Linked DNA regions of Homo sapiens: region 2 is linked to region 1. Evidence: chromatin contacts called from ENCODE Hi-C or POLR2A ChIA-PET data. All regions are on one chromosome and are shown on one strand. The core of a region is the stretch at or near the end of the contact, and the rest is flanking DNA. Distances in the headings are between cores, read along the strand shown. Region 1 overlaps LBH (LBH regulator of Wnt signaling pathway). Region 2 has its middle 15 kb from the start of LINC01936.

Region 1 (5,637 bases), core at 627-3,126:
CAATTTTAGCCACCTTTCAAGTGCTCCATAGTCACACATGGCAAGTGGCTACTGTACTGGACAGCGCAGATAGAGAACATTTCCATATGCAGAACATTCTTTTGGACAGCACTGATCTATACAGCCAGAAATTCCAGTATCTTACAGACCATCTCTTCCTGCTACGAAGCCTTGAAGCTCCCTTGACCTTTCAAGTGAATTCATTTGAGTTCCCAAAATGCCACGGCCTGTTGGGACTGGAGGCCACCAGGCAAAGGATGCCTCCGAAGAGGTGTCCCCTGTAAAATTCACCATCACCATGGCCAGGCATGGTGGCTCATGCCTGTAATCCCAGCACTTTGGGAGGCTGAAGTGGGAGGATCACTTGATCCTGGAAGGTTGAGGCTACAGTGAGCTGAGATTGTGCCATTGCACTCTAGTCTGGGTGACAAAACAAGACCCTATCTCAAGAAAAAAAAAAAAAAAAAACTAATAAAAAATAAGAAAGGTGGCTAAAATTTTTATTTTATTTTTATTAACAGAAATTTATATGTGATATAATATAAACATCAATTTAATGTAACTTTAAATGGCCCTGTGTGGTGAGTGGCTGCTTTGTTGGATAGATGATTTAGTATGAGGATGATGAAGGCAGCAAGATGTTTCAGGGAAGCCCAGGGCGTTTGTTTGGCCGACCAACAGCAGAGGCTGTTGGAGCAGAGAATCCTGGGCCTGAGGGTGAGCTTCTGAGATGAACAATGGTGCTTACTTTTCTACACAGTGGAGAATGCAAGACCTGGGAGATTCATGGTGTGTGTAAATGTCAAGGCTTCATTCCATTTGCAAAGGATGGAACTTGGTGATATGGCTTGGCCGTGTCCCCACCCAGATCTTATCTTGAATTGTAGTTCCCATAATCCCCTTGTCTCATGGGAGGGACCTGGTAGGAGGTAATTGAATCATGGGGGCGGTTACTCTCATGCCATTCTCATCATGATAGTAAGTGAGATCTCATAAGATCAGATGGTTTTATAAGGGGCTTTTCTCCCTTTGCTCGGCACTTCTCTCTCCTGCCACCTTGTGAAGAAGGATGTGTTTGCTTCCGCTTCCACCATGATTGTAAGTTTCCTGAGGCCTTCCTAGCCATGTGGAACCGTGAGGCAATTAAACCTCTTTCCTTTAGGCCAGGTGCAGTGGCTCATGCCTGTAATCCCAGCACTTTGGGAGGCCAGGGCGGGCGGATCATGAGGTCAGGAGATTGAGACCATACTGGCTAACATGGTGAACCATCGTCTCTACTAAAAATACAAAAAATTAGCCGGGCGTGGTGGCGGGCGCCTGTCGTCGAAGCTACTCAGGAGGCTGAGGCAGGAGAATGGCGTGAACCCAGGAGGCGGAGCTTGCAGTGAGCAGAGATCGTGCCACTGCACTCCAGCCTGGGTGACAGAGCGAGACTCCGTCTCAAAAAAAAAAAAAACCTCTTTCCTTTATAAATTACCCAGTCTTGGGGATTTCTTCATAGTAGCATGAGAATGGACTAACACACTTGGTGTCCATTGGATTCATTTCAGCCATCAGCTTTGGCAGCCCAATGTGGCTGCTGGATGTGGAGTCCAGGGCTGGCAGAGGGAGGAAGGTGTAGGGCTGGGAGAATCACAGCTGGGGGTGGATTCTTCTAGACCTGCCCTACCCTGGGCTGAGGGTGAGAAATGCCTCTGAGAGCTGCAGAGAGAAGGGAAAATGATTTGTGTTTGTTTTTGCCTTTCTGTAGTACAGAGAGAAGGAGCACTTTGGGGAAAGAGGTTTAACCAGAAGCAGTTTCTTTTGGGAACAGGGGCAGTTCTTTACTCCCTGCCAGTTCCTGCAGGCAGGCAGCATGCCGGCCTGGCCTGCCGCCTCAACCCCTACCTGTCATGTGCTTGGCAAGTCTGACTCAAGTCCTTTTTTCCACTGCCTACCCCACCCGTCAAATTGCAGTTGCAACCTCTCATTTTTCTGCTGCCTAGATGATTAAAAAGCATGACTTAGTGGAAAAATGTTGACCTCCTTGGGGTCAGCCTCTGAAGCAGCTGTCAGAGATAAGATTGTGCTGGCAAATTACTCAGCAGCACTTTGCAAGGCTTTCTGTCTGTCTGTAAGGAAACCAGAAGCTGTTGGTTCTGGGTACTTTTTGTGTTTGGAGAGAGCTACAATTTTGAGGCCCAAATGGGTATAATCTGATAATAAAATAAGATCTCTGATGGAAGGGTTCGATTATTGTAGTAATTTTTAAAAATACAATTAATAGGCTTTGTAAACAAACAAACAAAAAAATTTAAACAGTGCTTGCTTCGAGCAATTCAGGGAGCAAAGTCCTCTGGCAGCTAAGCAGTATCAGAAGTTCAATTCTCAGACCTCTTGCAAGGTCTTAAAAGACTTAATTGTGGAGCTCTCGGTATGAATGGCGCTGTTTGGAATTATTTTAATTACTGTGTTCATATGACTCCCTCTTGCTTGGAGATTGGATGCTTACTGTAGTTCTTTTGAAACTGCTCCAAAGAGGACATTATAGTTTCAATTTTGCTTATGTCCTCAAAGTATTTTATCATCTTTATATTTGCCAAGAACTTGTACCCATCTAGTGAGACAAGAAGGTCACCTCATGTCTCAAAAGGAGAAACTGAGGTGTTTGGGGTTGAGAGGACTTGACCGGAGTTATACAATGGTGGTCAAGGACATAGTGAGCACCTGGGTTGTGTGGCTTAACCCATGCTATCAAGTGAACGCTTCATTTGAAGTCCTACAGGTCTGAGTTTGGATCCCAGTTCAGCTGCTTCCCAGGTGCGTGGCTTTGAGCAAGTCACATACCGTCTCTGTGCTTCAGGTTTCTTATCCACAAAATAGGGTTACAGTAGTCCCCGTTATCTCTGGGGGATACGTTCCAGGACACACAGTGGTTGCCTGAAACCACAGATAATACCAAACCCACATATGCTATGTTTTATCCTATACATCCATACCTGTGATAAAGGTTAATTTATAAATTAGACTCAATGTGAGATTAACAATGATAGCTAACAATAAAATAGAACAATTATAACACTATACTGCAACAAAAGCTATGTGAATGTGGTCTCTCTCTGTCTCTGTCTCTGTCTCACAATATCTTATTGTACCGTACCTACCTATCTTGGGATTGCAGTTGACCGTGGGTAACTGAAACCAAGAAAAGCAAAACTGTGGATAAGTTGGGGGGTGGTAACTAGAATTATTGTGAGGTTTGAGATTCTGCTCAGGAAAAATTTCATCCATCATCATCATCATTAGATTTTTTTCCTTATTTTAATGAAAGACCTGTTTCCAGCTTGAAGTGAAATCCAATGCTTCCCACCCCTCTCCTCCTCTTCGTCCTCTTCCTCCTCTCTTCCTCCTCCTCCTCCCCCTCCCCCCCTCCTCCTTTTGCTGGGCCTGCCCTGCTTGTCATGCCTTTTGCTTTTCCTTGGCTTAGGCTGTCATAGTTAGAATTGGGTTTTCACTCTCCCAGCCCTGACAATGTGGCCCTGGCACAGGTAGGCACAATCCTGGCAGTGAGGTCAGAGGGTGGAGGCAGGGCCAGGCTCTTCACAGGGCAGGTCCCCCTCTCCTCTTGACAGCTTATGGCGCTGTCTTGGATCCTGAAGGTTTAAAACAAGCATTGGGACTGGGAAGCTCACCTCCTGGGCTGGGGCCCTCACAGCTGCCTGGGCAGTGAAGGCCCAGAGTCTTACTCTCCCTCCCTGCTCAGTTTTCCATCTGTGAAATGGGGTGGAGACCCAGCAGCAGCCTAATCCATTTTCCAGAAGGCTCAGGCACTGAAAACAGCAGATGTAGGTTTGAATCCTGGCTCTGCCATGTGACCCACAGAGTCCCGGGTCTTACTATTCCTAGAGTGGCAGTGAGCCCTGAACGAGCTGACATCTGAAAGAGCTTCGTGACCTGTAGTGGGCTTCCCTCCATCGGGGTCCCTCTCACCCACTCTCAGAGCTCATGCTTGGAGGGCGCCTTGTGTCCTCACAGCCCATGGGGGGCTCTGGCCCCACCCAAGAAATGAGGACGCACCCAAAAAGCCCACGTGGCGCTCCTCGCTCGGCACATGCACGTCTGGGCACAGCGCCGTCTGAGGGCAGAACTTCTGGGCCAACCTGGTCAGGAAGACAGAGCCCAGAGTCGGGGTCCGTGTCCCCCTCTGCCTCCGTGACCCACACTGGCCCATCCCCTCCCTGGACTTGTTTTCCTCCTGGCTGCCATTATGATACCTTTTATGAGCCTCGTTAAGTCTTTAATGATGCCTGGTTGTGCAGCTGGCTTAAGGCTTAATCCCCAGCAATAGGTCTTATTGGATAAATGGTTAATAATCACTCGTTTGCAGGTATTGGGAAGGCTTCACTGAGGCCTGTGATTCCTGGAAGCCCCACGTGGCCTGTGATGTGGTGAGAGTGTGACTTGGCTGGGGCAGCACTGCATGGGGTTGGGTTGCAATAAGACCGGGTATCCTCAGAGCACCACAGAAGTTGGGAAGGCCTGAGTTTGTAAAAGGGCCTTTCTTCTATGTCCTGGTAATGGGTGACTCCTGTCTGCTGCCGTGGGCCTGTCCCCATCTGGATCAAGGTGCAGGCAGGACCAGGCAGCCCCCCAGATCTCTTCAAATGTGTCTCCACCCACTCAAAGTTTTGCTTTCCTTTCTTGTGCCATGAACAAGCTGTGTGACCTTAGGCAGGTCTCCTGACCCCTCTGGGGCCTTGAGTTGCTCATCTACCAAATGGAGAGGTGGGAAGAGATGGCCATGAAGGTGCCAAGTGCCTGATTCTGGGAGCCCAGCATCCCAGACAGAGGCTTCTCTCTCTAGCTCTGGGGTGTGTCACTGAGGGCTGTGAATGGCAGGGACCAGCAGCCCAGCGGATTAAGTACTTAAACTGCTGGGCCAAGAATTGGGTCAGCTGTAGTCACAGGGCAGTGTATGCAAAGGGAATCCGCAGAGCCAGATTTGGCCCTGATTTTATAGCTGGGTTTGGAGTTTCTGCCAGCTCTGGGCAGGACACAAAGTAGGCATTAAAAAACAAAGCCTGGCTGACGGGACTCTGGAAAAAGAAGTAGACTCCTTCAGGTGTAGAGCTGGCAAGAAGCCAGGAACTGTTCACAGGTGAAAAAGGATCCTTGGATTTTGTTCCCAGCCTGCCTGTGACTGGGGACCATGCCGTTCATCAGGATTTGGCTTTGACTTTACAGTTGCAATGGGATGAGGACCCATCTGCTTGAGGGACAAGCTGGTGTTGGGGCAGGGGAATCGAACATATCCAGTTTTTGTTTTTTTTTATTTTCAAGATGGAGTCTCGCTCTGTCGCCCAGACTGGAGTCCAGTGGCGTGATCTCGGCTCACCACAAGCTCCGCCTCCCGGGTTCACACCATTTTCTGCCTCAGTCTCCGGAGTAGCTGGGAATACAGGCGCCCACCACCATGCCCGCCTAATTTTTTTTGTATTTTTAGTAGTTTACCATATGAGAGGTTTCACCATGTTAGCCAGGATGGTCTCGATCTCCTGACCTCGTGATCCACCTGCCTCAGCATCCGAAAGCACTGGGATTACAGGTGTGAGCCACCAGGCCCAGCCCAGACCCAGTTTTCAATCTCATCCCATCCCT
Region 2 (5,617 bases), core at 441-2,940, 110 kb after region 1:
AACCTCGGCACGATTCAGTGCCCTCTTCCTTATCTTTTCTGTTTTCAGAGCAGCTTCCTTAGCACTGGGGCTACCCTTCACTTTCCCAACTGGAAGGGTTTTTGACCTGATCAGCTCCTCTGTCCCTGCTATTGCCTGGGCACCTAAAGCACCTCCTGCCTTTCTCTCCACCTCCCCACCCCCCACGCCCAGGTGCTCTGGCAGGCATGTCACATCAGAGGCTCACATGTTTCTCCACCTTTCCCCAGTACAGAGAAGACATCTGCCTCCAGTTCGTAGGATGAATTACTCCCTTAATTAATTACTCCCTTAATCGATGATAACTTCCAGTGCAGGAGAGGGTGGAGGCTCTAAAACATGATTGTGCTAGAGAAACCTCATTGTTTTGTACCAGAAAGTGGTCACAACCCTGGCTGCCTCATATGTGATGTTGTGGAGACAGTAACAAGGAACACTTCAAAAAGAGAAACTTTCTGAAAATAAACCAAAAGTGGCCTATGTGCACAGGTACAAGTCCATGAGGCAGCCTCTCAGCTCTTTCATATTGTTTGTCCCAACACCGCTACTTTGCCCAGCCTGACGCACATAGGCATGGAGATGCTGAGCGTCAACACGGTGGAGTCATATCACGTGATCACAGATCCCAGCTTAGGTGCAGTCATTCGAGCCACTGAGCCTGCTGTTCTGTTTAGTGAACATATGCCCCAGGAGCCAGAAGCCAGCCATCTGCCTGAGTCAGCCCTGGCCCCAATATGTGTGAATATGAGTCTAGTGCTTAGTGATACACACTTCCACACAACATGGTCCCTAAATGTAAGACAATCACTCCATTGCATGTGCACCCAAAATCACAGCATCTGTTCCCAAGCTGATGGAAACGCCAATTTGTCAGAGTCTTCAACATGGTACCTTCTGAAGGAAGAGTCAAGGGTGAGTCTGATCATACGTGATCTTTCCTTGTTTGCTGAATTTAGAGAGTAACTCTGCTTAAAATGTTACTCCCTATATGTGTAGGTTGCAGACACCCCTGGATTCTTTGGGGGCAGTTCCCCAGGTCCTGCTACATTTGCTGTTGACATTCCCTTATTTTCTTTCCATCCAGCTCCAGACCCTTGTCCCCAGGTTTTGACCCCACCCAGACCTTTGCCTGGGACGGAAAGCTGCTTCATTTCAGGAGACACCTGAAGTACCTGGGTTGGTTCAGAGACTACCAGAAGTTTTTGGACTTCTTCTAGTCCTTTAATGGCCAAAAGGACTCAAGGGCCTGGCATGTAATGGAAAAGGCATCACCTCTCTCATGGAACGCAGCTGGAAGGACCAACCCCTTCATAGTTACAGGAATCTGAGCTATGAAGACACTAGCCAGGCAACAAGGCCCTGGGCTCAGACACAGATGAAGTTTCTCTGGAAGAGAAATCTGGCCTGTTACAGACCTGGGAAGTGCCAAGGCTTAGCTCCTGAGAAGGATTGCTGGTGCTGACAGCTGGGAGTCAGGACTCCAGGGCCACTTGTATGGAAGCTGGTGCCCGTGGTGCAGGAGGATGGGGGCTCTGGATTCTGCACCACCCCCCATAGACTGGCCCCTCAGAGGGCTCCTGTGGTGTCAGAGCCCTCTCACAAGCGCCTGCCGTGGTTATCAGCTGAAGCTGAGTGCTTGTGGAGTGTGGACAGAGGGCAGAGGGAGAGAAGCAGCCATGGGCTTCCTGCCAGGAAGCTCAGCAGCTCCGAGGAGACTGGAGAGTCATGGGACACAGTGCGTCCTCCCCAGAACAGCCTCCAGCCTGCCAGTTCAGAGCACACGCTTGGAGGCAGGAAGGCTGAGGTCCAACCCCATTCCTGCTATGGGCCAGCTGAGAGCTGTGGACAAGTCATTCGGCTTCTCTGAGCCGCAGTCTTCTCACCTGTAAAGCGGGGGTAATAATACCCTCCTCACAAGGTTGTTGCAAGGCTTTGTGGGGAAAAATACAAAGTGCACAGAGTTGTTCAGTAAGGCGTGGGCCTGCGGGGAAAGGCGGGGCCATGAGCTGGCCAGGGGAGGAAAGGACAGATGGGGACTCCAGATAATGAAAGCATCTTTGCATCCTCAATGATATAATCTGGGTTTGTTGTTGTTGTTGTTGTTTGAGACAGAGTCTCGCTCTGTCCCCCAGGCTGGAGTGCAGTGGTGCAATTTCAGCTCACTGCAACCTGTACTTCCCGGGTTCAAGTGATTCTCCTGCCTCAGCTTCCTGAGTAGCTGGGATTACAGGTGCCCGCCACCATGCCTGGCTAATTTTTCTGTTTTTAATAGAGACAGGGTTTCGCCATGTTGGCCAGGATGGCCTCGAGCTCCTGACCTCAGCTGATCCACCCTCCTCAGCCTCCCAAAGTGCTGCGATTACAGGCATGAGCCACCGCGCCCGGCCCATCTGGAGTTTTTTTGTTTGTTTGTTCCTCATAAAGGCTACGAGGAGAGGAAGGGGCCTAGAACACAGGATGGTGGAAGAGGGGCTCATGGGTGGAGGGGAGGAGAGCAGATGAGCAGGGACCCTCCCCCTTCCTCGGCAACCATGGGGTTTGCCACACATATATTTTTGATGTCCCATGTATCAGGTGGAGATGTCAACTTCTATGAACTGAAATAAACTGTTTCCCTATGTGTAAAATGAAGGGCACTTCAAGTCTGTCCAAGTACAACCAGGTGTCTCTAGATACCCCGAGCCTGAGAAATCACCCGTGTAGATGCACACAGGCATACACTCACACATATGCACAATCACATACACTCACATTTTGTTACCTGGGTTCAAATTAGACTAGCTGATAGTTGAGGATAGCCATGGGTTCCAAGCTTAGGCACATCTTTGCTGTGGCTGTTAGGCCTCACCCAGGTTGAGAGAAGGACTAAGACCCAGGTCTACTTGCTTGTCTGGTCTCTCTATATTATCCTAGTAGCAAGTTAGAGAATTGCGCCAGGGAGAATGCAGCAGAAAAGAGGAGGATATGGAATCATCCTAGGGCAAGCCAGGAGGCAGGGGTACAAGGGCCTTAGCTTTCCTGTACCCCCAGATACAGCCCAGAGTGAATAAAAAGCTGAACTCAGCCCAGGAAGGTCCTGGAAGACCTGCCAGTGCCTGAGTCACACAGTGATGCCTGGGCTGAAACCAGGGGGAGTCAGGGAGTAACATTTACAGGGTCTTCTCCCCATGGCTCTCTCAACCCAGGACCAAGCATGGTGGCTTCCTGAGAGTAGCAACACTGAATCATTGAGTTATTTATTCATTCACCCCACAACCACTTCTGATACAGACCTACACCCTGCTTTGGGGGAGCTCAAAGCTTATTTCCTGCTCCACACCCCCCACCCCCAATGCTTCCTGCGCCACTGACTTCCCAACAGGATAAAGGAAGCCTTCTCCTGGAATCTGAGTGTAATGTGGGCTGGATTCAGGTTAGCCAAATCCAGGGGAAGGCAGGGTTTGAAGCCTCTGGGTTTGGCATGTCCTGGCAAGCAGCGGAGTAAAGAAGATTCTCCTTTACCCTGTGCCCCGGTGCCTCATCTCCACTCTGTGCCTTCTCAAGCTGGTGGCAGGCTGAACCAAATGCCCCCACGTTGGTAAGTGTCACCCACACCCCCTAGCCACCATACCACAGGTCAGCTCCTGACAAACGTGCAGGTGTTAACCAACAGACACGCCACGAGGACACAGAGGGAGGCGACAGATTCTGGCCTGGGGATTCGAGGAAAGCTTCACAAAGGAGGAAGAGATGAACCAGGCCTGAGAGCTGGTTAGAATGTTGACAGAAGACTGAGGGAACATTGTCAGCAAAAGCTCAGAAGCAAGAACAAATGAAGGGGGAAGACAGGTCGCTATGTACCTCAAGTGACTCACCAACTCGGAACAAAACACTTCCCTTTACACGGTTGAAGGGACATGAGCTTTGGAATCCAAAAGATCTGGCCACTTACTAAACATGTGGCCTTAAGTAAATCACTTAACCCCTCTCTACTTCAATTTTCTTATCTGTGAAGTGAAAATATTTCTACCAATTGTACCCATCTCACAGGGCTGTCTGAACCGCAAATATATCATCACAAAAGCAACTAGCTAGTGGTTGCTTAGCATGTGGGAGACACTCGGGAAGTACTGGGTGTCTCCTTCTCTTCCTTCCTTCCTTCTTTGGGCCTCCATTTCCTCTTCCTTGAAATGACAGGAAGCTACTCTGCCCCCACCCCAATGCCATTTTGCTCTGGAGACCAGTGGATGACTGAGACATTCCAAATTCCTCAGATGCAAACAGCAGAAAGAAAAACAGACTGTGGACTAAGTTGGTATCAAATGTACACGTGATTTTCCCAAGACAAGGTGCCTTTAGGCTCTGTGCAAGAGTGAAGCTTCAGTGGAGAGCCAGGGATAGAGCTGAAGCTAACAGGGAGAGGAGAGAAGGGAGAGAAGAGAGGGCTAAGTTTTTTTTCATTTGCAGAGCTCACAGCTCAGCCAAATAACATCTTTAAATACTATTGACATGACAAAGCCAAAGTTCTTGGCTTAGGCTGCGATTTTTTCTGTTCTTTTTTTAAATCCAGATTTGAAGAATGTACCTTCTTTAGAACTATGTCTGCCAGTCCAGTCATTTCTGCCCATGACGGTCCAGCTCAGAGCTGAATCAGGTTTGCCAAGGTCAAGGAACAAGTTCCCTGGCTCCAGCAATGCACACTTAGGGAAAAGAAATTGGGTGCTACAGAAAGCCAGGCATGGACGATTCCTCCTCATGGAAAATGAGCCTCCTCAATGTCGCTTTCTGTCACTCTCTTAAACTCCTATTCCCCTTCACACTCTTGCGTATGTATACTTGCATGTGTGCACGTGTGTGTATGTGTTTACAGGTACAGCGCGTGCCTGGCTGCTGTGTGTCTGCTGTAGGTCTTGCTTTCTTAATAGGGTAGGATTTCCACATCCTTCTGCAGCTAGGACTGCAAGAATAAAGTGCAATGGAGAAAGTAGGTAATTATTCCTTTTCTTCGGGTTTTAAACTACTTCCACCTAAAATAAGGTAATTGAGGTTGGAGTGGGTGGTCCATCCTGCTCGAACTACCCATATGATTACTTCACTTTTCCCATTCACTTTGCGTGCATAAGACATGGCATCCATATCATCCAGGTCAAAGAACATATACATTAAGTAAGCCACATAAATAGAGATAGAGGTCACCAGCCCAGTCTCTCCACAGGTGGCACATTGAGTCATGTAACCAACAAGTATTTTTTTCAATCAGCAAATATTTATGGTGCCAGACACTGTGCTAGATGTTGGGGACACAATGATGACTAAAGCGAACATAGCCCTTGCCCAGATGGAGCATATATTTTAGTAAGGAAAAAAGAAAAAAATAAGTAAATGAACAAGTGCAATGGTTAGAAATTATAATGAAGATCAGAATGAGTCACAATTTTTCTATGCTTATTGTACGTAATTTTTGGTAATAGCCCACAAAAATAATTTACACCTGTGAGTGAAGTTTGATCATCTGCAATTGTCCCCTCTCCCAGCTACCTGGTTCCTTGTCTAATTGCTGCCACAAGCCCTTTCTCAGGTCAAGGGCTGTCCTCAAGACTTTATTAAATAAACAGGTGTA

What was found. Hi-C counts contacts between places; a loop is a spot of excess contacts on that map. ChIA-PET counts read pairs that join two places held with the same protein, here RNA polymerase II (POLR2A). Pooled maps may share reads with other maps.
Region 2: a pooled map shows a loop between it and region 1 (6-fold over the local background). The contact joins two enhancer-like sites. A Hi-C loop is called at or near these places in 2 of 168 maps with a recorded cell type or tissue (endothelial cell of hepatic sinusoid and posterior vena cava) and 5 of 50 pooled maps. POLR2A ChIA-PET finds 5 or more read pairs at or near these places in 13 of 52 experiments (A549, BJ, CD4-positive, alpha-beta T cell and 10 more).

The regions. Positions count from the first base shown.
Region 1 is chr2:30,251,220-30,256,856 of GRCh38, forward strand. The region is part of intron 2 of LBH (LBH regulator of Wnt signaling pathway); the gene reads left to right. Among named protein-coding and RNA genes, the nearest start is that of LBH, 23 kb to the left of the region's middle. Within about 2 kb of position 1,877, at least 23 of the 41 ENCODE cell types and tissues checked have a DNase peak (open chromatin) inside an H3K27ac peak, as active enhancers do; they include CD8-positive, alpha-beta T cell, where a contact is called at or near this core.
Region 2 is chr2:30,358,366-30,363,982 of GRCh38, forward strand. No RefSeq gene overlaps it. Among named protein-coding and RNA genes, the nearest start is that of LINC01936, 15 kb to the left of the region's middle. Within about 2 kb of position 1,691, at least 18 of the 41 ENCODE cell types and tissues checked have a DNase peak (open chromatin) inside an H3K27ac peak, as active enhancers do; they include CD8-positive, alpha-beta T cell, where a contact is called at or near this core.